3 separate regions of the Homo sapiens genome follow, and all the other regions are linked to region 3. The links are chromatin loops, found by intact Hi-C in ENCODE. Cell type or tissue: heart left ventricle. All regions are shown on one strand. Each heading gives the region's core, and the rest is flanking DNA. Links, peaks and the distances in the headings are about the cores only.

Region 1 (9,990 bases), core at 6,846-9,345, 610 kb before region 3:
TGTGCTCAGCCTCCTGTGTAGCTGGAACTACAGGCGCATGCCACCACACCCTGCTAATGTTTTGTATTTTAGTAGAGACGGGGTTTCACCACGTTGGCCAGGCTGGTCTCGAACTTCTGAGCTCAGAAAATCCACCCACTTTGGCCTCCCCAAGTGCTGAGATTACAGGCATGAGCCACCATGCCCAGCCCTAGTTTGCTAATATTTTACTTAGGATCTTCTATACTCACTACTGAGGTTGGCCATTAATTTCCCCTTCTTACCCTGTCCTTGTCCTGTCTTGATACCAAAGTTAGAATGAGCTGAAGAGCTTGTCCTCTCTTTTCTCTGGAACAGTGTATGTAATAATAGGGATTACTTGTTCCTTGAAAGTTGTTAGAAGTTGCTTATAAGCCATCTAGACATGGTGCCATGGTGGGTTTTGTTGTGAGCGGGGTTTTTTTGTTTTGTTTTGTTTTGTTTTGTTTTTTATCAGTCTTTACAATTGATTGGGTGTGAGGGACAATGGAAAGATCATCCCACTCTTCCCCAACAGTTGGTGATTCTCTGGTCATTTTAACAGCAAGAGAGGAAACAGTAATTTTACCAGCAATATGAATGTGAAGAAGTAGTTTTCTGAAAGCAGATGATGAAAATGGGGTGGGGAACCTAATCAGGTTCTGCAGGTGCCTGCAGTAATTCAGCGTATGAGATGGATATGAGAAATTCTTAGAAGAATCTAAAATCCTTATTAAACCTGAAGGTTGAATTCATCTCCAATACTGAGCTGCTAATATAGAGCAGTAGGGAATCACTGTAGATTAACCCCTTTAGTTTCTTGCTGGCTGAAGAAAGGTCTAATGACTCGGAAGCCTTTGAAAACCAAAGCATACATCCTTCTGGAATTTCCTTTTCTGCTGAAAGAAATACTAGCAGTGGCATGTGTGTGGTCCAGCCTCTTCAGCCGCACGATTCAAACACATCATATTCTAAAAGTCAGCAAGGCCACCACAGCTAATTACAACAACCCGAACAATACTGGCTAATTTCTTGTATTGGAAGCTTTGCCAGTGATGATGAAATGAATGTCATCCATTGTATCCCTTATTTTTGATAGCTGCAAAATTCTCCAGTTGTTCACATGTGTATATTTTGGTGCAGTAGTAAGACCTTTCACAAGCTTGCGAACTCTTCCAAACAGCTTCCAGACTCTACCCAACCTTACTTAGGCCTGATATAATTCTTTCTGTGTGCTAAGACAGTGTGAGATAGTACACAGTATCTTTTAGTTGGAGAAGGCAGCCCTCTAATCCTTAAAGCTTTTATTTCTGCAAAAACAATGAATCTGCTTTTATCACTGTTCCCTTAGTCTAAAGAATTGACTCATTTGTCAGCCTGAGGGAAGCTTTCCTTTTAGGACATTCTGCTTCTATCTTTCTTTCTTTTTTTTTTTTTTTTTTTTTTTTTTGAGTCTCATCCTGTCGCCCAGGCTGGAGTGCAGTGACACAATCTTGGCTCACTGCAACCTCCGCCTCTGGGGTTCAAGCGATTCTCCAGCCTCAGCCTCCCAAGTAGCTGGGATTACAGGTGTGCGCCACCACACCTGGCTAAGTTTTCATATCTTTAGTAGAGATGGGGTTTCACCATGTTGGTCAGGCTGGTCTCGAACTCCTGACCTCATGATCCACACGCCTCATCCTCCCAAAGTGCTGGGATTACAGGCATGACATTCTGCTTCCTAAGAACTTTGTGCAAATCACCAATGGGCACTTAGGCTGAAGTCCCAACTCCAGGCCCTTCTTGGCCTCTACACAGCACAATATAAGGGGCCCCAAATTGGACTGCCGAGAAAGAAGTGTGACTTACTGCTTTTCGTTCTCTGGGGCAAGGGAGAGAACAGAGTTAGTGGAAATGCACGTATGCAGTTGGTTCAAGGAGATCTCTGTCTGACAGCACTTTTGCTCCTAGAGCCCCAACGGTAAACTGACTGATTTCCTGAGCTTCTATACGCTCCCCTCCACGGTGATGCACCACCCTGCTCACAAGAGCCTCAAAGCCGCCTACTCATTCTACAACATCCACACAGAGACGCCCCTGCTGGACCTCATGAGCGACGCGCTCATCCTGGCTAAATCGGTAAGCCACTCCTTCCTGTTCACGCCGTTTGGTTCTCCAAATGTCTGTGCCAAACTATAGAAGACATCTTACTGTGTTTTCTTCCACACAGGTGGAATTTATGCGAGACTTTAAAAAAACTATTGATCATCAGTCAAAGGAAGAATTTTGATAAGAGTTTCTTTTGAAACTTTAGAGGCTATTTTCATCATTAATTTTATGGCAGTTTAACAAAAAAGACAAAATGTACAAATTATAAATGTTTAATCCTTATATAAGAATATATAAGGCTGGGCATGGTGGCTCAGGCTTGTAATCCCAACACTTTGGGAGGCCGAGATGGGTGGATCACCTGAGGTTAGGAGTTTAAGACCAGCCTGGTTAATATGGTGAAACCTCGTCTCTACTAAAAATACAAAAGTTAGCCAGGCTTCGTGGTGTGTGCCTGTAATCCCAGCTACTCGGGAGGCTGAGGCAGGAGAATTGCTTGAACCTGGGAGGCAGAGGTTGCAATGGAGCTGAGATTGCACCACTGCACTCCAGCCTGGGTGACAGAAACTGTCTCAAAAAAAAAAAAAAAAAAAAAAAAAAAAAAAAAAATATATATATATATATATATATATATATATATATATATATATAAAGCCCATATCTTAGGAAGTAATATAAGGAAAATATTAATACATGAGTGAATATTTTTGTTGAGTGAATAACTAGCAGCAATTTTTTTATTCAACCAAATAGTCTCTGAATTTTAAAATTAAAGGAATGAAATTCAAAATTTAATTGTAGCCAGTCTACATGGTGAAACCCTGTCTCTACTAAAAATACAAAAATTAGCAGGGTGTGATAGCACACACCTGTAATCCCAGCTACTCGGGAGGCTGAGGCAAGAGGATTACTTGAACCTGGGAGTTGGCGGTTGCAGTGAGCCGAGATTGCACCATTGCATTCCAGCCTGGGCCACAGAGTGAGACCCTGTCTCAAATTAATTAATTAATTAAAATAAAATAAAATAAAAATCTCTTACCTGTGCCTTTGGATCCCCAAGTCAACATCATCCTCAGATTGTCTGCTTTTTTTCAACACTTCCCAAATATGGCCAGTAATTAGTTATTTAAGGTAAAAACCCTGAGAAATAAAAATAAAAAGTGCTTCTTCTATATCACATTTTGCATAGTATTATTGTCTGACATTTTAAAGAAATTTAATTTTTTACCATTAAAATTTTACATAAATATATTTCCCATTATCAGCCCAAAGCAAACATACTATTTTTTTATACTTTTTTTTTTTTTTTTTTTTTTGAGATGAGTCTTGCTGTGTTACCCAGGCTGGAGTGCAGTGGCACAGTCTCGGCTCACTGCAACCTCTGCTTCCCATGTTCAAGTGATTCTCTTGTCTCAGCCTCCAGAGTAGCTGGGACTATAGGTGTGTGCCACCACACCTGGCTAATTTTTGTATTTTTAGTAGAGACAGGGTTTCATCATATTGACCCGGCTGGTCTCGAACTCCTGACCTCAGGTGATCCACCTGCTGCGGCCTCCCAAAGTGCGGGGATTACAGGCGTGAGCCACCACGCCCGGCCTGCATACTATTTAAAGTCTTTACAACTTTGGTCCCTGGGCAATAGCTTCAGCCAAGGTAGGACTTAGAAAGGCTAATAATTAATAATCCTGGAGATGAAACCATCTTGACAACTGTTCCCTTCTAAAACAAGAACGAGGCTGGGTGCAGTGGCTCATGCCTGTAATCCCAGCACTTTGGAAGGCCAAGGCAGGTGGATCACTTGAGGTCGGAGTTCAAGACCAGCCTGGCCAACACGGTGAAACCCGGTCTCTACTAAAAATACAAAGAAATTAGCTGGGCATGGAGGTGCACACCTGTAATGCCAGCTACTAGGAAGTTTGAGGCAGGAGAATTGCTTAAATCTGGGAGGTGGAGGTTGCAGTGAGCCGACATCATGCCACTGTATTCCAGCCTGGATGACAGAGTGAGACTCCATCTCAAAAAAATTTAAAAATAAATAAATAAAACATAAATAAAATATTTTCTGAAATCTTCATAAGTAATTTTATGCCAGTGACAGCCATCATACTACATTTTTAACATTTTTGGGATTCAGCGTTTCTGAATTTTCATGCTGACTTCATTGGATTCACTATAGTTTGTTTGTTTTTTGAGACAGGCGCTCACTCTGTTGCTCAGGTTTAAGTGCACTGGCACAATCACAGCTCACTGCAGCCTCGACCTCTTCGGCTTATGCAATCCTGCCTCAGCCTCCTGTGTAGCTGGGTCCACAGGCACACACCACCATGCCGAGTCAATCTTTTTATTTTTGTAGAGACAATGTCCTGTACCTACACCTACACCTATACCTACAGCCTATGCCCAGGCTGGTTTCAAATTCCTGGGCTCCAGTGAGCCTCCCACCTTGGCCTCCCAAAGTGCTGGGATTACAGGCGTGAGCCACCACATCCAGCCACACTGCTAGTTTTATAAGACAATTTTCAACTGAATTCTTCCTCTTTTTAAAGAAAGAAAAAAAAAAAGTCTCACTCTGTCGCTCAGGCTGGAGTGCCGTGGCACAATCTCGGCTCACTGCCACCTCTACCTCCCAGGCTCAAGCAGTTCTCCTGCCTCAGCCTCCTGAGTAGCTGGGACTGCAGGTGTGCGCCACCACATCTGGCTTATTTTTGTTATTTTTAGTAGAGATGGGGTTTCGCCATGTTGGTCAGGCTGGTCTCGAACTCCTGACCTCAAGTGATCCACCCACCTCAGCCTACCAAAGTGCTGGGATTATAGGCATGAGCCACAGCATCCGGCCCTGAATTCTTAACCTATGCTATATATCACGGACGTTAAATCCTATTAGAAATGCATATTCGAGCTATTAGTAGAATTGTTAAACTGAGATATGTAATACAGAAAACACTAGTCCTTTGTTTTAAATTTTAAATCTTTTTTAAATTGGCAGAAAGGATTTGATGTATTCAATGCACTGGATTTGATGGAAAATAAGACATTCTTGGAAAAACTCAAGTTTGGTATAGGAGATGGCAATTTGCAGTATTACCTGTACAATTGGAGGTGTCCAGGTACAGATTCTGAAAAGGTAAGTGAAATGGATATAGCCCTTGTAAACTCAACAAATGTACCTAGACAATTTCATACTTGCTTCACTTAGACTTAAGACAGCTTTATTTTATTTTTGTTCATTTTATTTATTTATTTATTTATTTTTTTGAGATGAAGTCTCGCTCTGTCCCCCAGGCTGGAGTGCAATGGCATGATCTCAGCTCACTGCAACCTCCGCCTCCCAGGTTCAAGTGATTCTCCTGCCTCAGCCTCCCGAGTAGCTGGGATTACATCCACCACCATGCCTGGCTAATTTTTTCATTTTTAGTAGAGATGGGGTTTGACCATGTTGGCCAGGCTGGTCTCAAACTCCTGACCTCAGGTGATCCGCCTGCCTTGGCCTCCCAAAGTGCCGGGATTACAGGTGTGAGCTGAGCCTTAAGACAGCTTTTAGAAAGACAGATCTATTGTACTACATTGCAATCTAATTTTTCTTACTATTCCATTTCTTCCCTCCCTTCAGGTTGGACTAGTACTACAATAGATGGATATTTTTATTTCTAGAACTCTGACATCATCATTTGTTAATATTTAATGATTTCTGGAACTGCCATTCCAAAGAAGAATAAAAGCACAACTCAAGTGAAATTGAAGTAGTCGATAATCAGAAAAGATGACAAAAGTCCACATGTGACATTTGTACGTTTCTAGCTAGAATGTTAAACTTCATCCTTTTTTTACTGTTGACCTATTTGTGGGAGGGATGAAAGGCTACAAAGAGCACATTCTTGTAATTTTCAAATTTTTGCCTGTCTCTTGAAGAGGTATTTTTTCACCCTTAGAAAAGGGACTGTTTTTCTATGGACTAAGTAGAAGTTACAGAGTCATGTAAGAAAATCTTTGCTATTGTGTGGAGAGAAATTGCTGCATTTCTGTTTCTTAAGTGATGGTACATTTGTCCATGTAACAGAACAAAAGATCCATTTGGAAATTTTTTTTACTGGTATCACCTTACATGGTATCACTGGGAACATTTATGGAATCAACACTTCTGTAGCTCAGTGACAGGTGGTGGTTGTTTAAGTGCAGAGCAATATTAAAATGTACTGGTGACTAGTACATGTATTTCTCCATAAGCAGAGTTGCCGAATCAATAAACATGCAAGTTTGTACTTTGATCTTTACCAGGTCAGTGGATTGCTTCAAAAGCAGAGTTTTGTGCAAGCACTCACTGTGCTCTCTGAAAGAGCCTGAGGCCGGGCGTGGTGGCTCACGCCTGTAATCCCAGCACTTTGGGAGGCCAAGGTGGGCAGATCATGAGGTCAGGAGATCGAGACCATTCTGGCCAACATAGTGAAACCCCATCTCTACTAAAAATACAAAAATTAGCCGGGCGTGGTGGCGTGTGCCTGTAGTCCCAGCTGCTTGGGAGGCTGAGGCAGGAGAATCGCTTGAACCTGAGAGGTGAGGTTGCAGTGAGCCGAGATCGAGCCACTGCACTCCAGCCTGGGTGACAGAGCGTGAGACTCCGTCTCAAAAAAAAAAAAAAAGAAAGAGCCTGTACCCGCGACTAACTAGACTTTTCTGCTGTTGTGCAAAGTTCAGTTTCTTCTCAGCAACATCAAGGATATATGAAGAAAAGGAAATAAAAAACTGTAAAGTCAAAAGAGATGCCTGGTGGAACTTATTCGTGCTATCAGGGCATTGATAGTTTGAATGTTTTTATTACTTATGCAAAATTGCACATACTCCTCTATGCTGATTTTATCATGAAAACTGTCATGTGTCATGCTAATGGAAAATGTCTTATTTGTAAATAAGTATTCATAATTTTGTTACTGATGGTGTTTTTAATCTAGAATTTGAAAAACTTTCATGGCTTACAGATGTGTGTTTATATTGCCAATAATCTGCGGGAAAAATAAGATGCTAACCGAGGCCACGTAGCCTGGCCTCAACTCAGATACCACAAAGTAGATGCCTTGGCTGGGTGTGGTGGCTCACGCCTGTAATCCCAGCACTTTGGGAGGCCAAGGCGGGCGAAACATTTGAGGTCAGGGGTTCGAGACCAGCCTGGCCAACATGGTGAAACCCCATCTCTACTAAAAATTCAAAAAGAACTAGCTGGGTGTGGTGGCGGGTGCCTGTAATCCCAGCTGCTAGGAGGCTGAGGCAGGAGAATCACTTGAACCCAGGAGGCGGAAGTTGCAGTGAGCCAAGATCGTGCCACTGCACTCCAGCCTGGGTGACAGTGCAAGACTCCGTCTCAAAAAACAAAAGTAGATACTTTTCCCTGCTTTTACTGGGCCAGTGCCTAGGAAGTTCAGTGCAGAAGTTAATTGTTTTAGACATGATGGCATTTCCTTCAAGTTATGAGTCCAGTGAAACCAATCATATCTTATCCCAGGCAGGGGCCACCAAACTATGGCCTGTGGGCTAAATCCAGCCCATTGCTTATTTTTGTGTAGCCCACAGGCTAAGAATGTTTTTATTTTCTGGAATGGTTGAGGAGAAAAAGCCAAAAAATGACATCATTTTGTGACATGTGCAAATTACACAAAATTCAAATTCCGGTGTCCCTCAATAAGGTTTTATTGGAACATAGCCATACTTTTTTTTTTTTTTTTTTTAGGACAGGGTCTCACTCTATTGTCCAGGCTAGAATACAGTGGCACAGTCAACAGCTCACTGCAGCCCCAAACTCCTGGGTTAAAATGATCCTCCTGCTTCAGCGTCTTTTTGAAGAAAAAGAACTAGCTGGGCGTGCATACCACCACGCCTGGCTAAGTTTTTCATTTTTTGTAGAGACAAGGTCTTGCTATGTTTCCCGTGCTGGTCTTTAACTCCTGGCCTCAAGTGATCCTTCTGCCTTGGCCTCCCAAAGTACTGGGATTATAGACATGAGCCACCACTCTTGGCCACAGCCACTTTCATTTACATATTGCCTATGGCTGCTTCACACTACAAAGCTGAGTTGAGTTGTTGTGACAGATTGTGTGGCCTGCAAAGCCTAAGATATTCACTCTCTGGTCTTTTACAGAAAGTTTGTTGACCTTGGTCACTACGAAGGAGTTGGAACTCTCCTTTCTATAGGTTGCCGTGATTCTAAAGACCAACCCACAGCTGTGACATCCCTGAGACTACCACCAGAGGGCGACTGGGCCCCACAGTAGTACATAATATAGGACCTCTCTTGGAGATAATGGAAGACTTGGAATTTCAGATGGTTCCACCCTAATTGCATTAGCGTTCTTTCTTAACAGGAGAAAGGCTTCAAGAAACAAAACAGTCCTCATTCACTGGAACAGGGTTTGAGATACCAGCATTAAGTAAATGAGATTTTGACTTAACCTGGAGTCAAGGCTCTAATTTAGGACTTTACTTCCCACTCATTTTCATGCCACAAAGTCTATACAAAGTAGGTTTTCAAATAATTGCAGAATCAGCCAGGCACGGTGGCTCACACCTGTAATCCCTGCACTTTGGGAGGCCAAGGTGAGCAGATCACTTGAGGTCAGGAGTCTTGAGACCAGCCTGGCCAACATGGTGAAGCCCTATCTCTACTAAAATTACAAAAACTAGCCGGACATGGGGGTGTGCACCTGTAATCCCAGCTATTCAGGAGGCTGAGGCAGGAGAATCGCTTGAACCCAGGAGGCGGGGTTGCAGTGAGCCGGGATCACACCACTGCACTCCAGCCTGGGCAACAGAGTGAGACTCTATCTCGAAAGTAAAATAAATAACTGCAGCATTGCCAGTTGGAAACTTTGTCATGAGCTTACCTCACGGTGACAGTTACACTGCTCCTTTAAAGAGTCATTTACATAATTTGTTATCAAATTATTAACCACTTTTAAATAGAATAATAACTACATTTGCCTCCATAATTGAAGCAGATTACTAATTAACATTTTCGAGAATTAAACTGCTTGCTTATGAAGTAGCTATTAAAACTAAATTGAAATGCAATGGATAGTTTCTTGTAGATTTAAAACTGCATTGTACTGTACTTTGTCTATAATGAAAATGTTCTATTCAATAAGGTATCTTTTTTTCTTCTTTTTGGCCAAGATGGCACTAAGTAAAATTTAAATCGAGAGATGGCATAATCCATGAGTCAGCCAGACTTTCAGCTGGAAAAATCTTTAGTAAATACCTTCCTTCTAAATTACAGAAAGTAACTTTTCCATACACACTGTAAACAGCAGACACTCTAACAGAGCATCGGTTATGCTCCATCTCCTAACCTGAAGGACTCTTGTCACACACCCACCTCTGAGAACCCAAGCTCCTCAGTTTTTTTAATCTTTTGGCCACATTTCATCCAATTACCATCATACCTTTTATACGTTAGATTTCCAAGGAGGTAAGTGAATCACGTAATGGGGGTGAACTGTACCCAGTCAAAATAACCTTATCTGACTTTTTCTATATTTTTGATATTTTTTCTCTAAATATTAAGTCTTTCTCCCAAGCTCATGTCTATTCCTTCCTAAAAGTCAAATTGACATGAAGTGAAAAATGATGTGTTGCTTCTGAAGACAATGGATTGCTTGGCATTTGGGATCTTTCCTTTAAAACTGATAATGCTTCCCCAATTCAGTTCCATCTACCTGACTGACTAGAACATTTACTGTGGTACATTTTCCAGGTTTGATAGGAAAATGCTAAGCGTTGTATGACACAGATATTCTTGCTCACAGGCACTCTACCAGCCTTTGAAAAAGTCAATTTAGGCTGGACGCGGCTGCTCACGTCTGTCATCTCAGCACTTTGGGAGGACAAGGCAGGTGGATCACGAGGTCAGTTCGAGACCAG
Region 2 (9,990 bases), core at 3,905-6,404, 470 kb before region 3:
GTAATATCCTGCTAGCATATTTTCAATAATATCACAGAAGGAACAGGCCTGTGACATTAAGACTAACATCACCCTAGAAGAGTAAGAATAATAACATGGGGTGTACACCATCTGTGACATTGGGAGTATCATCTCGCTAGAATATTACGAATAGTGTCACAGGGTGTTATCTTCTGTGCCAATAGGAGTATAGACCCCTGGGTAATTATGAATACTATCACAGGCTGTACACGCCTGTGACATTAGGAGTAACATCTTTCTACAATATCATGAATAATATCTCAATGTGTACACCCCTGTGTCATTAAAAGTAAAATTGCGCTAGGACATTAGGAAATAGAACACAGGGAGTACACCCCGTGTGACATTAGAAGTAACATCCCCCGTGGATATAACGAATAATGTCAGAGAATGTACCTGCATTGGGACATCAGTAGTAACATCTCTTCAGGACAGTACGAATAATATCAAAGTGTGTACACGCATTGTGAAATGAGTAGTGAACTCCTGCTAGGATATTAGGAATTTCATGACAGGGTCTACACGCCCTGTGACATTAGCAGTAACGTTTTCCTGGAATATTATGAAGAATATGAAAGGGTGTACAGGACCTGTGAATTACGAGTAACATTTCTATAGAATATTACATGGAACATCACTGTGTGTCCACCCCGTGTGACATTAGGGGTAACATCCCACAAAATTATAACGAATAATTTCACAAGGTGTACACCCTCTGTGACATTAAAAGTCACATTTCCCTAGAATAGGACGATAATATCACAGAGTGTACACCCTCTGTGATATGAGGAGTGACATCTTATGAGGATAATACGAGTGATTTGACAAGGTGTACAAACCCTGTGACATAAGAGGTGACATCCCTCTAGGATATTATGAATAATATCAAAGCGAACATAGCCCGTGTGACAATAAAAGTAACCTCCCCATAGGAGAATAAGAATAACACCACAAGGTATACACACATTGTGACATTATTCTTAATGTCCCGCTAGGATACTGGGAATAACTTCACAGTGTGTACGGTCCTGTGACATCAGGATTAATATTCCCCGATGAATAATATGTAATTAATATTATGAATAATGCAGCAGGGTGTATACCCCGGTGACTTTACTAGTGGCATCTTGCTAGAATATGGAAAATAATGTCCCAGGGTGTGAACCCAGGATGGCAGTAGAGAAAAGATCCTAGGAAAAATCGGGGAGTAATATCAACCCCCTCTCCCCACCTGGGTATTACGATTCCCGTCGCAAGGGGGCGGACGCCCCCCGCGATGCGGGGAGTAATATCACCCCCCGGTCCCCCCCTGGATATTAGGATCCACGGTGGTCACAGCGTGTTGACGTTATTGTCAGTAATATCTTCTCTGCCTCTGGAAATTACCAACTATGTCACAGACGGGTGCACATCCTCTGTACTATTTGCAGTAATAGCATCCTCTTCCCCCTGGATATTAAGAACAATATCACGGGAGTGTTTCTGCCCCCAGCGGCATTGGGTGTAGTATCGTCCTCTCCCATGTTGAAATTAGGACCAATATCACTGGGGGCGTGTCCATCCCATGCGATATTGAAAGTAACATCATCCTCTTCTCTCCTGGATCATGGGAACAATATCCCTGGGGTGGTGTACGCTTTCTGTGCTATTGGGAGTAGGGTTATCCTCTCCCCCTTGGAATATTAAGGATCATATCACAGGGGGGCTGTACACACCCTGCGTTATTAAGAAGAATATTATCCTCCCCCGCCCTGCACATTACAAAAAATATCACAGAGTGGGTGTACACCTCCTGCGGTATGGGGGGTATTATCATCTTCTCCTCTTCTGGATAATAGCAACAATAGTACACGGGTTTGTACACTTTCTGTGATATTGGGAGTAATATTAACCTCTCCACCTTTGAATGTTAAGAACAATATCATAGACTGGATGTAGACCCCCTGCCATATTGGGAGTCATATCAGCCTCTCCTCTCCATGGATATTAGGAAGAATATCCCAGGATGGGTGTACACCTCCTGCTGTCTGGGGAGTCATATCGTCCTCTCCCTTCCTGGCTACTAGGAACAATATCAGAGGGTGGGTGTACACAGCCTGCGATATTGGGAGTAATATCACCCTCTCCCCCTCCGGATATTAGGAACAATGTCACAGAAAGGGTGTACATTTCCTGTGATACCGGGAGTAATAGCATTCTCTTTTTCCGTGAATATGAGGAGGAACATCACCGGGTGGATGCGCACCCAGTGCTATATTGGGAGTAACGTCATACGCCATCCCCTGGAGATGAGATTCGGATCAATATCACCGGGTGGGTGTACAGCTACTGCGATATTGAACGTAATATCATGCTCTCTCCCTTCCTGGACATTATGAACAATATCACAGGTGGGTGTACACCCACTGAGGTTTTAGGTGTACTATTAGTATTAATTCATCCTCATTTATTATTAACATGAATATCTATTACCAATATTGATATTAATATTAAGAAATCATTGCTCATAAAGTGTTCAGATTATTAATATTAATATTAATTATTAAGAGCTAATATGACTGTTTTCTAATGAATAAGATCAATATCAGTTATTAATATCAGGTGTCATTAATCATTAATATTAATCATTTATTGTTATCGTGAGTATAACTCTTTAATGTGAATTATCATTATTATCGCTATTGATTTTAAGAATTATATGATCAGTTATTAATATTGATAGTTATTAGTCTCAATTAATAATTGATACCATTAATCGCGGTAAGTCACATTGTGCCATTCCACCCCTCCCTCGACAGCTGGTTTACGACCCAAAACGGGGATCCAAATGCCCCTGAGAGAGCAGCGGTATACTGGGATAGAGGAGGATGGTCACGTAGTGGAGAGGCGTGTTTTTGGGTACCAGGCCTTCACCTCTGCCGACCTTCTCAACTGGGAAAACAATACACCGCCCTCTACCGAAAAGCCACAAGCCCTAATTGATTTGCTCCAAACTGTTATCCAGACCCACAACCCCACCTGGGCTGATTGCCACCGGTTGCTCATGTTCCTCTTTAACAGAGATGAAAGGCGGAGAGGGCTCCAAGCAGCAACTAAGTGGCTAGAGGAATATGCACCAGCTGATTGTCAAAACCCCCAAGAGTATGGAAGGACCCAGTTACCAGGAACCAACCCCCAGATGGACCCACATGAAAGAGAGGATATGCAAAGGCTAAACCCAGACAGGGAAGCTCTCTTGGAAGGATTAAAGAGGGGAGCTCAGAAGGCCACAAACGTTAACAAGGTCTCTGAGGTTATTCAGGGAAAAAGAAGAAAGTCCAGCACAATTATACGAGAGACTGTGTAAGGCCTATCATATGTATACTCCCTTTGATCCCGATAGCCCTGAAATAAGCACGTGATTCCCATGGCCTTAGTCCGTCAAAGCGCTGGCTCTTCACTTTACAAATGTAAATCCTGAGGCTGCAATCCTAAGTTGTTAGCTCAAGGTCATGCAACTGTACATTACCATATTCTATGACCATACTTTTCATCATTAGTAAGTAGGCAAAGATCTTTATAGTTTTCTTTTTTTTTTTTTTTTTGAGATGGAGTCTCCCTCTGTCGCCCAGGCTGGAGTGCAGTGGCGGGATCTTGGCTCACTGCAAGCTCTGCCTCCTGGGTTCACACCATTCTCCTGCCTCAGCCTTCTGAGCAGCTGGGACTACAGGCAGCCGCCACCACTCCCAGCTAATTTTTTGTATTTTTTAGTAGAGACAGGGTTTCACCCTGCTAGCCAGGATGGTCTTGATTTCCTGACCTCATGATTCACCCTCCTCGGCCTCCCAAAGTGCTAGGATTTTAGGTGTGGGTCACTGTGCCCAGCCTGCTGGGAGATTTCTATCACTACTTCCCAGCAGTCACTAGTGGAGGACTTCTTCCATGGGGGGCATTATTCCTTGACACTTCCAGTTTGCCCAGCAAGAGGCAAAGGACTCCAGGGGCAAGAGAAAGACCTTGGGCCACAAGACCCATATCTGGCATCTCAAAGCAATGTTCTAGTAAAGACATAAATGCCAGGAATGGGTATAGGTGGAGCACTAAGACTATCTGCTATAAGAAAATATGTCACTAGTCTAACCATTGGGATGATTTCAAAGGTGTTTTCCCATACTTAATGGTGATCACACCACAGTTATTATGGACAGAGGCCAGGTGTGGTGGCTCACACCTGAAATGCCAGCACTTTGGGAGGCTGAGGCGGGCAGATCACTTGAGGTCAGGAGTTTGAGACCACCCTGGCCAACGTGATGAAATCATATCTCTATTAAATATATAAAAATTAGATGGGTATGGTAGTGCACACCTGTAATTCTAGCTACTTGGGAGGCTGAGGCATGAGAATCACTTGAACCCGGGAGGCAGAGGTTGCAGTGAATCGAGATTGCACCACTGCACTCCAGCCTGGGCGACAGAGCGAGACTCTGTCTCAAAATAAAATAAAATGGACAAAAAGAGCAGGACCAAGAAAGTACAACTTTAATGCATCTGCAGCCAGTTCTTAGAACAGGACAAGGTGATTAGCAGATACCAATTCTCATGGCTTTTGTGTTTCACAAAACATTAAACTGCAGACTGCATCTTGAATTATTTCATCAAATGACAAACACATGATGTAGAAGGAAATGATGAATACTTAAAATATAATTGACAAGTAATACAAAGAAGACAGGCTAGTAAGCATAAATTTTCACTTTGTGGACTTCTTTGTCATCACATTCCCTCTGTTTGTTGTAGTAATAGAACGTATTGTCCCTTCTCTGAAGTTTCTTCACATATCCTGTCTCCGGCCAACGATCTACCTGCACATCAAGAACCAGAGTACAAACGTTACAATGGAGGGTTGATTTTTATCTCATATTTTACTATCAAATAGTTAAAAAGTATGACTTACAGAAACAAAGTATAAGATTAGATTTTAGAATGCTTGAGCTTTTAAAGTATGATACCCACAAGACACATCTTACATTGCAGCCTTATGCTGTAAGATAACTAATTCAGGCCGAGTGCAGTAGCTCATGCCTGTAATCCCAGCACTCTGGGAGGCTGAGGCAGGTGGATCAATTGAGGTCAGGAGTTCAAGACCAACCTGGCCAACATGGTGAAACAATGCCTCTACTAAAAATACAAAAATTAGCTGGGTGTGGTGGTAGGTGCCTATAATCCCAGGTACTCAGGGGGCTGAGGCAGAAGAATCCATTGAACTCTGGAGGCAGGGGTTGCAGTGACTCTAGATGGCGCCACTGCACTCCAGCCTGGGTGACAGAACAAGACCCTGCCTCGGAAAAAAAAAAAAAAGACAACTAATTCAGTGCTTTTCTCTAGAGCCCAATTTCTAGGTTTATTTTATTTTGTTTTATTTTGGAGACAGAGTCTTGCTACATTGCCCAAGCTGTCCTGGAACTGCTGTAGTCAAGTGATCCTCCCAGCTCGGCCTCCCAAGTGCTGGAATTACAGGCCTGAGCCACTGCACCCAGCTCCAATTTCTAGATTTAAATTTCAATACTGTGGCCAAGATAAGACAAAACATTCCAAGTAATCTAAACTTCATTTCTCTTATGTTTACAAAAGATTTTAAACATTCTAACTTCTAAAATTAATACCACAGGAGGAAATTAGGGCTAAGCCCAGGCTCCATTTTGTAAGTGCTGCCTGCTGATTGTTGATGAATACACAGTGAATAAAGCAAGCAACTCAAGAACTATCCAAAAGTGTATATGCATTTCCTTCTGCCCCAATTTCAAGTTCACCTTGAAATCCATTTTTTTTTTTGAAACAGGGTCTCACTCTGTCTCCGAGGCTGTAGTGCGGTGTTGTGATCATAGCTCACTACAGCCTCAACCTCCTGGGCTCAGGGGATCCTCCAGCCTCTGCCTCCCGAGTAGTTAGAACTACAGGTAAGCACCACCATGCCCAGATAAGTTTTCTATTTTTCTTTTTTTTTTTTGTAGAGACAGGGTCTCACTATGTTGCCCAGGCTGGTCTCAAACTCCTGGCCTAAAGCAGTCCTCCTACCTTGGCTTCCCAAAGTGTCAAAAATCTTTTTTTTAATTTCTTCTACCATTCTTTATTGTTGTTATTATTATTATTATTATTATCATTATTATTATATGTTGCCGAGGTTGGTCTCAAACTCCTGGTCTCAAATGATCCTCCTGTCTTGGCTTTCCAAAGTGTTGGGATTGCAGGTGTGAGCCACTGTCCCCAGTCATCTCCTACCATTCCTTCTTGTATACCATATTGGTTTATCTACTTTTTCATTTGGCTTGATCTAATTTGGAGATCTGTCTCTCCACTTCCTCTTCAATGTTATCCCTTCCTGGCCAGGTTAATGTATTTCACCACTGTCAAATATGTTCCTTTCAGATTTTGTGAGATGCACTTTATCATAACCAAAAACTCATTATCTAGGTTGTAGAAAACCAAATCCTGCTCTTCAACACCATCTATACAGGCAGTCCTGCACCCTTTCTCCAAATCCTGTTCTTCAACACCTTCTATACAGGTAGTCCTGCACCTTTTCTGTTCCCCATGAATAAATCTCAGCTTTCAGTAGGAAGAGGAGATGAATATACCATCTGTGTCCACATGTCTTTTACTTTCTAATAACACATCTTCATTTTTTGTGTCATCTCATTTACTTATGAATTAGCGAGAATAGGTAACAGCATATCTGAGAAGCCTTGGCAGGCCTTCTGACATACATTACAGAAAACCAGCAGTCCTTTCCACCACTGAGGCCACACCTGCCTGTGTGGCTTCCAATACCTTTGGCAGGGAAAGGAGGTGTTCTCAAGACTCCATTACAGCCCTCTTCCCTCCTGGGGCCAGGAGCAGATTATCTGAAAGCCATCTGATCCGGTGAGAAAACAGTACAACCAATGCCTCTTCCGAACATCTGGAGCTGAGCTACTTGATATGGGACAATCCTTAGGACAGCTAAGTTGCTCCTTTGCTTGTTGACTTCTAGACATTTTTCCTTTTGATGTCCCTTGGCATCTCTGAACTTTCTTTTCTTCTTGACTTTCAACTTGATCATTTCCATTTGATCTGGGAAACTTTCTTGCCTGTGGTGGAATGGAATGAGATCCTCAAGTTCAAGGACTTTCCCCTCAGGAGGGAAGGTCAGCAAGCACTATACCACCAGGTAATGAAAAACAGCTTCTCTCAAACCTCAAACCACTGCACACTGGGAGAAACATCCCACCCAAAGCAAGCCTTCAGTCACCATCCTATCCGTCCCTGAAGACCCACTGCAAATGCCACTGGGGACACTAAGCCCTCTCTGGGGATTGTCCCTGGAAGGAAGTGATTTTGTTTTCCTCTAAATCCCTGTGCTTCTTTTTGTTAAGGAACATATACTTCGATTTGTGTAAGGTTTTATTGTTCTTGTTACTTATTTTAGAATCTAAGATGATGAGATTAATAAAAGGTATCATTTACTAAACACTTGCTGTTCCTTCAGTCAACAAATTTTTTGTGGGGGAGTCTCGCTCTGTCGCCCAGGCTGGAGTGCAGTGGCATGATCTCAGCTTACTGTAACCTCCCCCTCCCGGGTTCAAGTGATTCTCCTGCCTCAGCCTCCCTAGTAGCTGGGATTACATGTGTGCACCACCATGCCCGGCTAATTTTGTGTATTTTTAGTAGAGACAGGGTTTCACCATGTTGGCCAGGCTGGTCTCTAACTCCTGACTGCAGGTGAACGGCCCGCCTCTGCCTCCCAAAGTGCTAGGATTACAGGCGTGAGCCACTGTGCCCAGCCCAACAAATTATGAGCACTATAATGTCAGGCACTTCAAACATGTGATTACATTTAATTCTTGTGACAACTTTCTTTTCTTTTTTCCTTTTTTCTTTTTTTTTTTTTGAGACAGGGTCTTGCTCTCTCACCCAGGCTGGTGTGCAGTGATGTGATCACAGGTCACTGCAGCCTCGATCTCCTGCACTCAAGCAATCCTCCCACCTGAGCCTCCCAGTAGCTGGGACTACAGAGACACTCCACCATGCCTGGCTAATTAAAAAAAGTTTTTTGTAGAAATGGGTTCTCACTATGTCACCCAGACTGGTCTCAAAATCCTGGCCTCAAGCAATCCTTCACCCTCAGCCTCCCAAAGCACTGGGCTTAGAGGCGTAAGCCACCACAGCTGGCCGCCTATGAGTCTGAGGCTTGTGTATCTTTAGGGGCATCCCAATCTTAAGGCAGGGTATGAAACTTATTTTATTTATTTATTTATTTGAGATGGAGTTTCACTCTTGTTGCCCAGGCTGGAGTGCAATGGCGTGATCTCGGCTCACTACAACCTCCACCTCCTGGTTTCAAGTGATTCTCCTGCCTCGGCCTCCCGAATAGCTAGGATTACAGGCATGTGCCACCATGCCTGGCAAGTTTTGTATTTTTAGCAGAGATAGGGTTTCTCCATATTGGTCAGGCTGGTCTCAAACTCCCAACCTCAGATGATCCACCTGCCTCGGCCTCCCAAACTGCTGGGATTACAGGTGTGAGCCAACACGCCCAGCCCAAAGCTTATTTTAAACAGCATAAAAATGATAATGCTTCTGTTTTTTCTGTTTAAAAGCCATAGATGATATAGTAATGAAAATTATCCTTGGCAATGGGGATAGAGTATAATGGTTGAGAAGACAGATACATGGAAGTCACAGTAATCAATCTTCACTTGATCAGTATTTTAAATTCTATTGTTAACCACAATAATGTCATTAAATTAATGTCTATTAAAGAGGTAATAACATGATAGTTCCGTATTGCCTCCATTATTTTTCCTATGTACTTTTAAAATTTTAATTTAATTAATTAATTTATTTATTTGAGATGGGGTTTCGCTTTGTTGCCCAGGCTGTAGTGTAATGGTGTGATCTCAGCTAACTGCAACCTCTGCCTCCTGGGCTCAAGTGATTCTCCTGCCTCAGCCTCCCAAGTAGTTGGGACTACAGGTGCATGCCACCATGCCCGGCTAATTTTTGTATTTTTAGTAGAGACAGGGTTTCACCATGTTGGCTAGGCTGGTCTCAAACTCATTACCTCAAGTGATCTGCCTACCTCGGCCTCCCAAAGGGCTGGGATTGCAGGCGTGAGCCACCACTCCCAGCCTCCTATGTACTTTTAAAGGAATTTTTAAGTAGAGGTCAAAGAATAGAATAAAAGAAAAAGAAGAGCTTATAGTGATCTGCAAAATCTACACATTAGAATCTGAAAAATGATGAGTTAGTAAAAAATAAAAATAAACAACTGAGTTAATAAACACTGTTATAATCCCAAATCTAAAAATTAAAATATATTTATGAATACTATGTCATATTTTACAATACAGTTGACCCTTGACCAATGCAAGTTTGAACTTGGGGAGTCCATATATACATGGATTGTTTTCAAAAAATTTGTTGAAATTTTTTTTGAGATTTGCAACGATTTGAAAAAAGTTGCAAACCACACAGACTATAAATATCAAAAATAATTAAGAAAAGGTTTGTCATGAATGCATAAAATATATCAAGATATTAGTGTATTCCTGGGTTGATCAATTATTCACCTTATGGGCAAGAGTTTCTGTTAACACTAGGTTACTAGTAGTTGTTTTGGGGAGTCAAAAGTTATACACAAATTTTTGACGGCATGAAGCATTGAAGCCCCTAGTCCCTGTGTTGTTCAGGGGTGAACTGAATTTGTAAAAACACGTCTCTTAAGAATCACTTGAACCCGGGAGGTGGAGGTTGCACTGAGCCGAGATTGCGCCAGTGCACTCCAGCCTGGGTGACAGAGTGAGACTCTGTCTCAAAAAAAAAAAAAAAAAATATCTTAGTAGCCAAGAGAATAAATAAGTTAAGAAGAACCACACTGTATAAACGGGAGCCAAATCTAGACTTTGGTCTAGCCTTCATAAAGCAAAGCTAGGTCTCTACCCTCTCAGGAAA
Region 3 (9,990 bases), core at 4,181-6,680:
AAGGCCAGTATTACCTTGATATCAAAGCCAAAAAAAGACATTACAAGAAAAGAAAATTACAGGCCACTATTCTTGATTAACATAGATGCAAAAATCCTCAACAAAATGTTAGCAAATGGAATTAAACACCACATTAAAAGGATCGTCCACTATAATCAAGTAGGATTTATCCTTGGCATGCAGAAGGGGTTCAACATACACAAACCAATAAATGTGATACATCAAATTAACAGAAGGAAAGACAAAAATTATATGACCATTTCAATGGATGACAAAAAAGCATTTGACAAAATTCAACATTCTTTCATGATTAAAAAAGATGCGTACCAGCTACTCTGTGCACGTTGCCTATGGAGTAGCCTTGTTTGCAAGAAGTAATAATTTGAAAAAGAAAGAAAGAAAGAAAAACTCTTACCAAACTAGGTGCAGAAGGAATGTACCTCAATATTATAAAGGCCATATATGAGAAGCTCACACCTAACATTTTGTGCAACAGTAAAAAACTGAAAGCCTTTTCTCTAAGATCTGCAATAAGACAAAGATGCCCACTTCTTGCCATATGCAACATATTATTGGAAGTCTTTGCCAGAGTTATTAGACAAAGGGAAGAAATAAAAAGTAAGATAACCATTGGTGAGAAAATGATCTTATATATAGAAAATCTTACAGATTTTACCAAAAAACTGTTACAGCTAATAAACAAACTCGGTAAAGCTGCGTGATACAAAATCAACACACAACAGTAGCATTTCTATACACTAACAGTGAACTATCTGAAAAAGAAATCAAGGGAATAATCCCATTTACAATAGCTGCAAAAAAAGAGAAGATACTTAGGAATAAATTTAACCAAGGAGGTGAAAGATTTGTACACTGAAATTTATAAAACAATGATGAAAGAAATTGAAAAAGAAAGAAATTGAAAATAAATGGAAAGATATCCTGTTCATGGATTAGAAGAATTAATATTGTTAAAATGGCCATACTATCCAAAGCAACCTACAGATTCAATGCCATCTCTATCAAAATTCCAATGTTTGAAGCTTGGTCTAGGAGAATCAATAGTATTGTGTTCTCTCAAAGGATAATCTATAGGGCACTTGATTGACAAGGGGCTTGAACAAAAATATAAGACACAATCAATAATCTATCTCCCATAAAACATGCAGGGAGATAACTTGAACTTATCTATATTCCACTCTGCTTTTCGCTAGACTGTATGCCTTGTAAAAGTCAATTTTTCCGAAAGTCAATTTTTCCAAAAGTCATTCTTTCTTTCAAAGCATATTGTTTGCAGTCTTGAATGGTGGAAAATAAGAGCAGAGAGGAAACTTCTACGTTGAACCTGATATTTTAACACCATAGGCCCTCCAAAAGTTATTTTTACTTTGAACAAATACAAAAATAATGCATAACTTTATTCCATCCTGATTTGCCCCCCAGCTGGCTGACTTCATTGGTTCATAAATTGCCCATGATGAATGAATTGACCTAAAGCCTTGAGCAGATGAATTTTGTGGTCAAGATTTGCTGAAAAATATATTTTTTCTCTTGTTTAGATATATCATTCCCTCAAAGAAAGGGAGTATTAACTCTGGGGTATTGATTTCCTTCTGAAAGGGACTTGGAGACCGTTGTCTTTCCACAGCCAAAAAATAAAAATAAATAAATCAAGGCTTGAATCCTTTCAAGAAATTCAAAGCAACTCCAGTTAGGCACTACAGATATTTAAGTAAATATCTGTATTTACTTAATATTTTACTTAAAAGTAAAACGTATCTACTCTGGCAGCTGGTAAGTGGTTATTTTGCATTGCAAATTTACCACAAAGCTTGTTACTTACCTATGTGCTGGAAGATGCCACCCTGCAATCTCAGAACACTGCCCATGGGTTCTCTCTGTGGACACGGTGATGGGTCTGCATGGAAGAGACCTCTTTCATATTGTTGCAGGGCCCACAAAGACTTTTAGCCCCCTAAAGAGGCAGGAGCCCAGTGAGAGTGAACCCACAAGGCAAGTCATGCCAATAAATCCAGCCAAGTGGAAACCACTAGACAGACGGGAAGATCACGGACAAGTCTGATTCCCATAAAATGGAATGTACATAATTTCCCTTTTTCTTCCACAATTTATTTTTCAGGCAAGGGAATTTAATATATAATAGGGACTTGGCTGATCTCAAAGGCAGGCTATTGCTGCTGCTCAAAGGCAGGCTAGCTCTCATTGACAAGCTATTAGTCTTAAAGATAAATCTCTCCTCTCATCCTCAGCACAACTCATTGACTTGCCCTCCCTCTCTTCCCTCCTCTCTTTCTTCTCTTCTTCTTACAAACAAAACAAAACAAAAGAGAGGTCTTCTTACAAACAAAACAAAAGAGAGGTCTTAACTGCTGATCATAACTGGTTATTCAGCCGGGAGGGTTCTTTTCCATAGTCATGCAAACTAGAGGCACTAATGAATCAATTTTCTGTCTTGGAGGTTACTGCTTGTATTACTTTATTTTCCATCATGGCTTATGTTGCCTATACAGGATCCCCAGGTACCTCCCCAAAGCATCATATTCCTCCAGGCTGGGCTGGCCCTTTGGGTAGCACTGTATGTACTTTCCTCCTACCTGATTTTGCACGGGATGGCTTTGGCTCTAGGACATTGTCACCCCTCTCTCCCTGGGACAGAACAATGAGGCAAGACAGACTGGGAGGCCCCAGGGAAGTGAGGTGGAGGAACAGGAACCCCAGGCAGCAAGGGTGATGAGAGTCAAGAGGAGACCCACCTTTTCCCATTGTCTCACCTCCCTAGGACATGCTCACTTTATTTTGTGTCAACTGACACACATCGAGTACCTGCCTTGTGCTAGTCGGCATGAGAATAAAAAGTGAGTAGGGCAGAGTCTCCATCCATGGGCTGATTCTTGGGAGGCCCCAAGGTAAGCAAGTGTTCCCAGCATGCCAGGATCCTCCTTGTATAGTGACCTTGACCAAAGTGGGTACAAAATGTGCTGTTGGGGCCACGAAAGAGCAATTTACATTTTCCTAAGAGTTCCAGGGAAGGTCAGATCCAGTTGTCACAAGCAAGTACCGCGGTCTTGTCTATGTCACCATATGGACATACTTAGAGGCTCCACACACACACATTGCTTTTTACAAGAGCAAAATGCAGAGAACGAAGGCAATAGCCAACTCTCAGTTATCGGTGGCTTCTTTTCTCCAACTGTTGGACTAATTCTCACTACTGACAGCAAGAAGCCAGGGGGCATCTGGGGCTAGTCTCCTTCAATAGAATGGCTGTGTGTGTGGGAGCAGGGGTGGGGGGGGTGTCGGGGAGGGGGCTGCTTTCCATAACCAAGGTCAGATGGAATTCACATTGGATGTTGGCTTGGATTTTGGGGGAAAAATTGAGTGGGCAATAGAATAAGGAGCACAGGCTCTGGAATCAGAGAACTTGGATTTGAATCATAGTCCCATCGCTTTCTAGCTTTGTGATTCTGGGAAAATAAATGCTTTGGCCCCAGTTTTCTCATCTGTAAAATGGGCGTAACTGACCAGGCATGGTTGCTCACATCTGTAATCCCAGTACTTTGGGAGGCCGAGGCAGGTGGATCACTTGAGGTCAGGAGTTCGAAGCCAGCCTGGCCAACAGGGCGAAACCCCGTCTCTACTAAAAATACAACAAGTAGCCAGGCATAATGTTACGCGCCTGTAATCCCAGCTATTCAGGAGGCTGAGACACAAGAATCACTTGAACCCAGGGGGCAGAGGTTGTAGTGAGCCGAGATTGCACCATTTAACTCCAGCCTGGACAACAGGGCAAGACTCCATCTCAAAAAATAAAAAGTAAAATAAAATGGGCATAATGATTTTGTTTGCCTCATTGAGCCGTTGTAAGAGTTAAAGGAGTAGGGTAGGTATAGTGGCTTATGCCTGCAATCTCAGCACTTTGGGAGGCCGAGATGAGAGGATCACTTGAGGCCAGGAGTTCCAGACCAGCCTGGGCAACATAGTGAGACCCTGTCTCTACAAAAAATAAAAAAAATTTAGCCAGATGTGGTGGCACCGGCCTGTAGTCCCAGCCACTTGAGAGGATGAGGTGGGAGGATTGCTTGAGTCCAGGAAGTTGAGGCTGCAGTGAGCCACGATTGCACCACTGCACTCCAGCCTGGGTGTCAGAGGGAGATGTCCTGTTGAAAAAAAAAAGTGTTAGAGGAGATTCATGTAAAGTGCTTAGTAAACATTAGTGATGATGATGATTGCTGTTCTTTTGTTTATATTTGTTATCTACACTTATTTATGAAGTTCAGGAAGTCCAGGCTCAGTCACAGGCTCTGGGGTGGGGCAGAGTGGCTGCAGTGTTGCTCACACACCCAACGTGCAGGGCCAGGGCCATCCTAGATACAACCCCTCACCACGTGGTATGATTTGAAGCCATAACGTCCAGCTGCCCTCAAATGCCTCTTCTAAAATCCTACCGTGTTAACCTTTTTTTTTTTTTGAGACGGAGTTTCACTCTTGTTGCCCAGGCTGGAGTGCAATGGCACGATCTCAGCTCACTGCAACCTCTGCCTCCCAGGTTCAAGCGATTCTCCTGCCTCAGCCTCCCAAGTAGCTGGGATTACAGGCATGTGCCACCATGCCACCATGCCTGGCTAATTTTTGTATTTTTAGTAGATACGGGGTTTCACCTTATTGGCCAGGCTGGTCTCAAACTTCTGACCTCAGGTGATCCACCCCCCTGGGCCTCCCAAAGTGCTGGGATTACAGGCATAAGCCACTGCGCCCAGCCCTGCATTAACCTTTAAAGTCCCAACCACTGTGTAGCGGTAAAATTTCAACATGCTGTTGTCTGGGGAAAGACAACGCATTTACCCTTTTCTACCTGGCAGAGATACCTTAATACATCCTCAAGCATTGGGTACAGCTGGGACAACCCCTTTTGGCTTGGCAACGGAGAAGTGGGACCAGGCGGTGGGGAAGCCAGTCAGGAGCCATGAGGAGCCTGGGACAGGAGGATGGTCAGTGACAGACAGTGTGGGGGTGAAGCATGTGGGGTTGGAGGCTGGGACATAAGGCCTGGCGCATAGTAGGCCCTCAATAAATATTTGCCATTAAATGACAGGGCCTGGAAAGAGGGAGCTGGGCACTGGCAGGCGTCGCTTGTCATCAGTGTGTCCAGGGCTGGCCCAGCCCAGCCAAAGTCAAGGTGCCTTCCCGGCGAGGAAGGCAGATGGTAGGTTTTCTCGGCCCGTTCTAAGGCCCGGAGGAAGCCTTTGTCCCTGCAGCAAGAACGCCTAATTCAGCCGTTTCTAGGAATCAAGGCTTCTCCTAAGTGTCTTCTTTTATGACTGGGCAAGATAGTCAATTGCTGGCCTCCAGAGAGGAAGGAAAACCTTTCCATGCCTGCTCTTGGCAATAGCAAGGTTGGTGACGTTAGGCTTCGGCAACTCGGGACTTAATCCTTTCTGCTAAGTATCTGCAATACTGAGAGGTTGGGAAGCTTACATGAAATAATAAAACCCAGCCCTAGCCGAGGGCCAGGGCTATACAGACCCTACCAAGGGATGCGGCCGCTACTTTCACCGTCCTTAAAATGATGCGCGTTGCTGCCATCTAGTGTGCACCAGCAGAACGTCTTAGTTTTTAAAATTAGAATCGCAATTCATAGGCTGGGCACAGTGGCTCATGCCTGTAATCCCAGCACTTTGGGAGGCTAAGGCGGGAGGGTTGCTTGAGGCCAGAAGTTCGAGACCAGCCTGGAGAACATAGCAAGACCCCCCCCACTCCCTTCCCATCTCTACAAAAAATTTAAAAAGTTAGCTAAGCGTGTTGGCTCACACCTATAATTCAAGCACTTTGGGAGGCTGAGGTGGGAGGATGGCTTGAGCCCAGGAATTTGAGACCAGTCTGGGCAACATAGTGAGACTCCATTCCATCGCTATAAAAACAATAATTATAATTTGTTTATTAATTTATTGAGTTCTAATATTCTGTTCTTGGTCTGAGGTGAACTAGTTCAAATCATGAGCAGTAAGCATTATGATTACACCTCTCAGTTTGATATGATAGGTTCAGGCACAAAGAGTAAAAAGTCCCCTTTTCTAGGCCCAGTGCTGCCTCTTACTGTGAGGGCAGTGAGGAAGTCATGGAGACTCCTGGTGTGGTTTTCCTCATCTGTAAAACCTACTCGCCGTCCCGCTCCTGCCCACGGTCAAGTATTGCGAGAATTGCAGTTTCACACATTCATTCATCCAGCACATGGGTACCAGGCGCAGGAGCCCTGGGAGTGTAAGGAAGCCAGGGCTCCTGCCATGGGGGAGATGACATTCTATGGGGAAAATAGAAATCACACACTCACACACACCCGTGCACTTGCATGAACACACACACACAATGGACAAAGCATGAAGCCATTTCTCACAGTGACTAATAGAAGTCCCACCTCCTCCATTCCTTGCTTCCAATCGCTCTCCTTTCATAATAGGCCAGTTCTTTCCTAAAACACAAATCTGAGCCTCTTACCAACTTGCAGAGAAACTTTCTTCCTTGTCAATACCATAAGGTTCAATTGCTCTGTCATGGAAGCTACGGTACCAATCACGCCAGCCAGCTTCCTCAAGCTACTTATGGTTTTCTGATACAACAACAGGTAACATTTACCATGTGCCAAGTATTTTGCTCAGTGCTTTATAGATCAATTTGCATATTCATCTTAAGAGTGATGTTGTGTTATTACCCCTCCCCCATTTATCTACAGGGAAACTGAGGCAGAGAGAAGTAAAGGAATATGTCTAAGGTCACACAACTAGTACATAGCAGCCCGGAATTTGGAGCTTGCAGTGAGCCGGGATCGCGCCACTGCACTCCAGCCTGGGCGACAGAGCGAGACTCCGTCTCAAAAAAAAAAAAAAAAAAAAAAATAGCAGCCTGGAACTGAAACCCAGGTCTCTGACTATGGAGCCCGCGCCTTTACCCACTCGGCCACACTGCCATGCTGCTTCCTCCCGGGCAATGCAGCACCTTCCCTCCCTTCGCATCTGGTGGGTCGGCCTTTTCATGGCCTCCTGGTGAAATCTCACCAATTGCAGATGAGCTGACTCAAGCATCCTGCCCGTGAGACTGCTCCTGACACCCACGTGGTGCAACTGCTTTCCCACTGCCAGTGCTGGAAGCCTCATTCGAAAGTGTCATGCCTGTCAGGCACGATAGAGGTTGTATACATGTTTGTCTCCCTGCACACATGGCAAGGGCCTTGGTAAACAGCTGCAGCCGTCTCAACTAAATAAAGGTTTGCTGAATTGTAGTAAATGAAACAGCACAGGAGAAACTGCTCTGTAAACTATAAAACATCAGAGAAACATGAGCCAGCAGATCCTTTGAAAAGTTCTTCATAAAATGTAAACAGATTTAGAGTATGAAGTATTCATTTATGCACAAGCGTTTTCTTCTTTGTGATTTTAGGCCACTTTCTCTGCTAACTAATAATTGCTTCTGCCTTTTCTTTTTAATATAATTTAATTTTAAATTCAATTTAATTTTAAATTCTGGGATACATGTGGAGGATGTGTAGCTACATAGGTAAACACATGCCACGATGGTTTGCTGCACCTATCAATCCATCACCTAGGTATTAAGCCCAGCATGCATTAGCTATTTTTCTGAATGCTCTCCCCTCCCCAGCCTCCCCCGACAGGCCCCAGTGTGTGTTGTTCCTCTCACTGTCCATGTGTTCTCATTGTTCAGTGCCCACTTAAAAGTGAGAACAAGCGGTGTTTGGTTTTCTGTTCCTGCGTTAGTTTGCTGAGGATAATGGCTTCCAGCTTCATCCATGTCCCTGCAAAAGACATGATCTCATTCCTTTCTATGGCTGCATAGTATTCCATGGTGTATATGTACTGCATTTTCTTTATCCAGTCTATCATGGATGGGAATTTGGGTTGATTTCATGTCTTTGCTACTGTGAATAGTGCTGCAATGAACATACGTGTGCATGTGTCTTTATAATAGAATGATTTATATTCCTTTGGGTATATACCCAGTAATGGGACTGCTGGGTCAAATGAGATTTCTGGTTCTAAATCTTTGAGGACTCGTCATAGTGTCTTCCACAGTGGTTGAACTTGCCTTTTCAACCAAGGGTCACTATATGGGGAAATGTTCCTGTTATTGACTTAGAGATTTGAAACTGTAAACTATCACTATGCACACTTTGCACAAAAGCAAGCATTTCCCTCCTTAAAGATCTTTAAAAAGCAACAGTGAAGTGACTCCTATTGGGGGCAAATCTCTCCGGGTAATGGAAGCTGACCTAGCAGTCAAACCCTTGATTCTGGCTGGGGCTCTGTCCCTCACTGGCTGTTCCCTATTGACCTTCTCAATGGTACAACAAAAGCCACCAAATGATTTCTGAGGTCCCTTCCAATCCTAGGATTCTCAGATTCGCATCTTGGCTCTGCAGTCTCATTCCTTGGAGCCACTTAATTGATTTTGGAAATCAGTTTCCATGCTTATAAATTGGACCTGGACCAATCCAGCAGAAAACTGTGAATGCTACAGAGAAATATTAATGTAAATTGCTCATGCAATTTAAAATCAAATAAATGCAGAGAAGAAAAAAGGGGTTGCGTTGCCCAGAAGTAAGTTAAAAAGAAGAGCCTAGTGATGGGCGATTCTCTCTTTTTGGTAGATGAGTTAGGTAGGTGGAGCATGAAATCTTTTTTTCTTTGGGATGATGAACTGAGATTTATACAATCAATAACATTGGAAACTATCTTCCTTGTTCTCTGGCTTCTTTCTTTTTTTGGTCATCACCTGCTTTCAATTCTGGACAGAGCTAGCTCATCGCTCCTGTGATTCTCCTGAACAAAAATTCTACATTCAAAAGCTTGAAGCTTAAGGCCCTCCTGTGGTGTTCTTTTAGCTGCTAATGAAAATTTTTTTTATATGAGATAATTTGTAGTCAGGGAGTAAATATAACATTACAAACCCAAAATTTAAAAACATAATATATGCTTCAAAGAGATCAAACAGTAGTCAAAAACAATCTTAAAAGTCTAGGCAAAGGTAGTTTCAAAGGCAGGTTCTACCAGAAAGTCCAGAAAAAATAATTCCAATTTTTCACAAACTATTCTTGAGTACAGCAGGAGAGGAAACACTCCTCACCTCAATTTGAGGCTTCCAAAATCTTGATGCCAAAACCTACCAAGGATAGTAGAAGACAGGAAAATTACTGGCTGACCACACTTAGGATCATGAATGCAAGAATTCTAGGCAATATATTGCCAAACCAAATCCAGCAACATCTCAAAGGGATGATCATAATGAAGTCTGTGTATTCCAGGAATGCAAGGCTAGCGTGACTTTGAGCATCAGTTAACGTAATTTTCTAAAGTATTTGATTAAGGGAGAAAAATTATATGATTATTTCAATAGATATAGACAAATATTTAATAAAATTCAATATCACATGTGATTTTTAATAAAATCCTTCTCAAACTAATTCACTTAACATAACTTATACCTAAAAAATAAACAAAACAAAACAAATCATAAATTCTGCCACAGTTGTCATTCTTAATGGTGAAAAGGTGAAAATATTTCTTTTTAGATGAATAATGATGGAAGGGTCCTAACAATCTTTTTTCTTTTCTTTTTCTTTCTTTCTTTCTTTTTTTTTTTTTTTTTTGAGAGTGGGTCTCACTCTGTTGCCCAGGCTGGAGTGTGGTGATGTGATCTTGGCTCATTGCAATCTCTGGGCTCAAGCAATCCTCCCACCTCAGCCTCCAGAGTAGCTGACAACCGGGCGTGCACCACCACACCTGGCTACTTTTGTCTTTTTTGTGGAGATGGGATTTCCCCATGTTGCCTAGACTTGTCTTGAACTCCTGGGCTCAAGCAGTCCTCTCACCTTGGCCTCCCAAACTGCTGGGATGACAGGCCTGAGTCACCGTGCCTGGCTGAGATCTCTAATAATCATTATAATGGAGGTCTTAGAAAGTA

Evidence for each region. Peaks named below come from ENCODE experiments on the same cell type or tissue, not always from the same donor. Only the 100,000 strongest peaks of a DNase experiment are listed, where the experiment ranks them.
Region 1: a loop joins it to region 3, with 13 times the contacts of the local background. A loop is called at or near these places in 35 of 110 quality-filtered maps.
Region 2: a loop joins it to region 3, with 3 times the contacts of the local background. A loop is called at or near these places in 24 of 110 quality-filtered maps.

Annotation. Positions count from the first base shown.
Region 1 is chr10:15,104,921-15,114,910 of GRCh38, reverse strand. It overlaps NMT2 (N-myristoyltransferase 2), which reads left to right. Exons shown (of 12, transcript NM_004808.3): 10 at 1,948-2,115; 11 at 5,072-5,209; 12 at 5,696-9,141. The coding sequence ends at 5,716. It overlaps LOC105376431 (a long non-coding RNA gene), which reads right to left and starts at 3,383. Exons shown (of 2, transcript XR_930693.4): 1 at 3,125-3,383. In heart left ventricle, for the core only: CTCF peaks have their summits at 8,109 and 8,319 (motif pointing right); a DNase peak (open chromatin) is centred at 8,340.
Region 2 is chr10:14,967,385-14,977,374 of GRCh38, reverse strand. MEIG1 (meiosis/spermiogenesis associated 1) reads right to left here. Exons shown (of 3, transcript NM_001080836.3): 3 at 4,518-4,862. The coding sequence ends at 4,734. Among named protein-coding and RNA genes, the nearest start is that of MEIG1, 13 kb to the right of the region's middle. In heart left ventricle, for the core only: a CTCF peak has its summit at 5,294 (motif pointing right); a DNase peak (open chromatin) is centred at 5,306.
Region 3 is chr10:14,494,719-14,504,708 of GRCh38, reverse strand. No RefSeq gene overlaps it. Among named protein-coding and RNA genes, the nearest start is that of MIR1265, 63 kb to the right of the region's middle. In heart left ventricle, for the core only: a CTCF peak has its summit at 5,598 (motif pointing left); a DNase peak (open chromatin) is centred at 5,578; H3K4me3 peaks cover 244 bases; H3K27ac peaks cover 311 bases.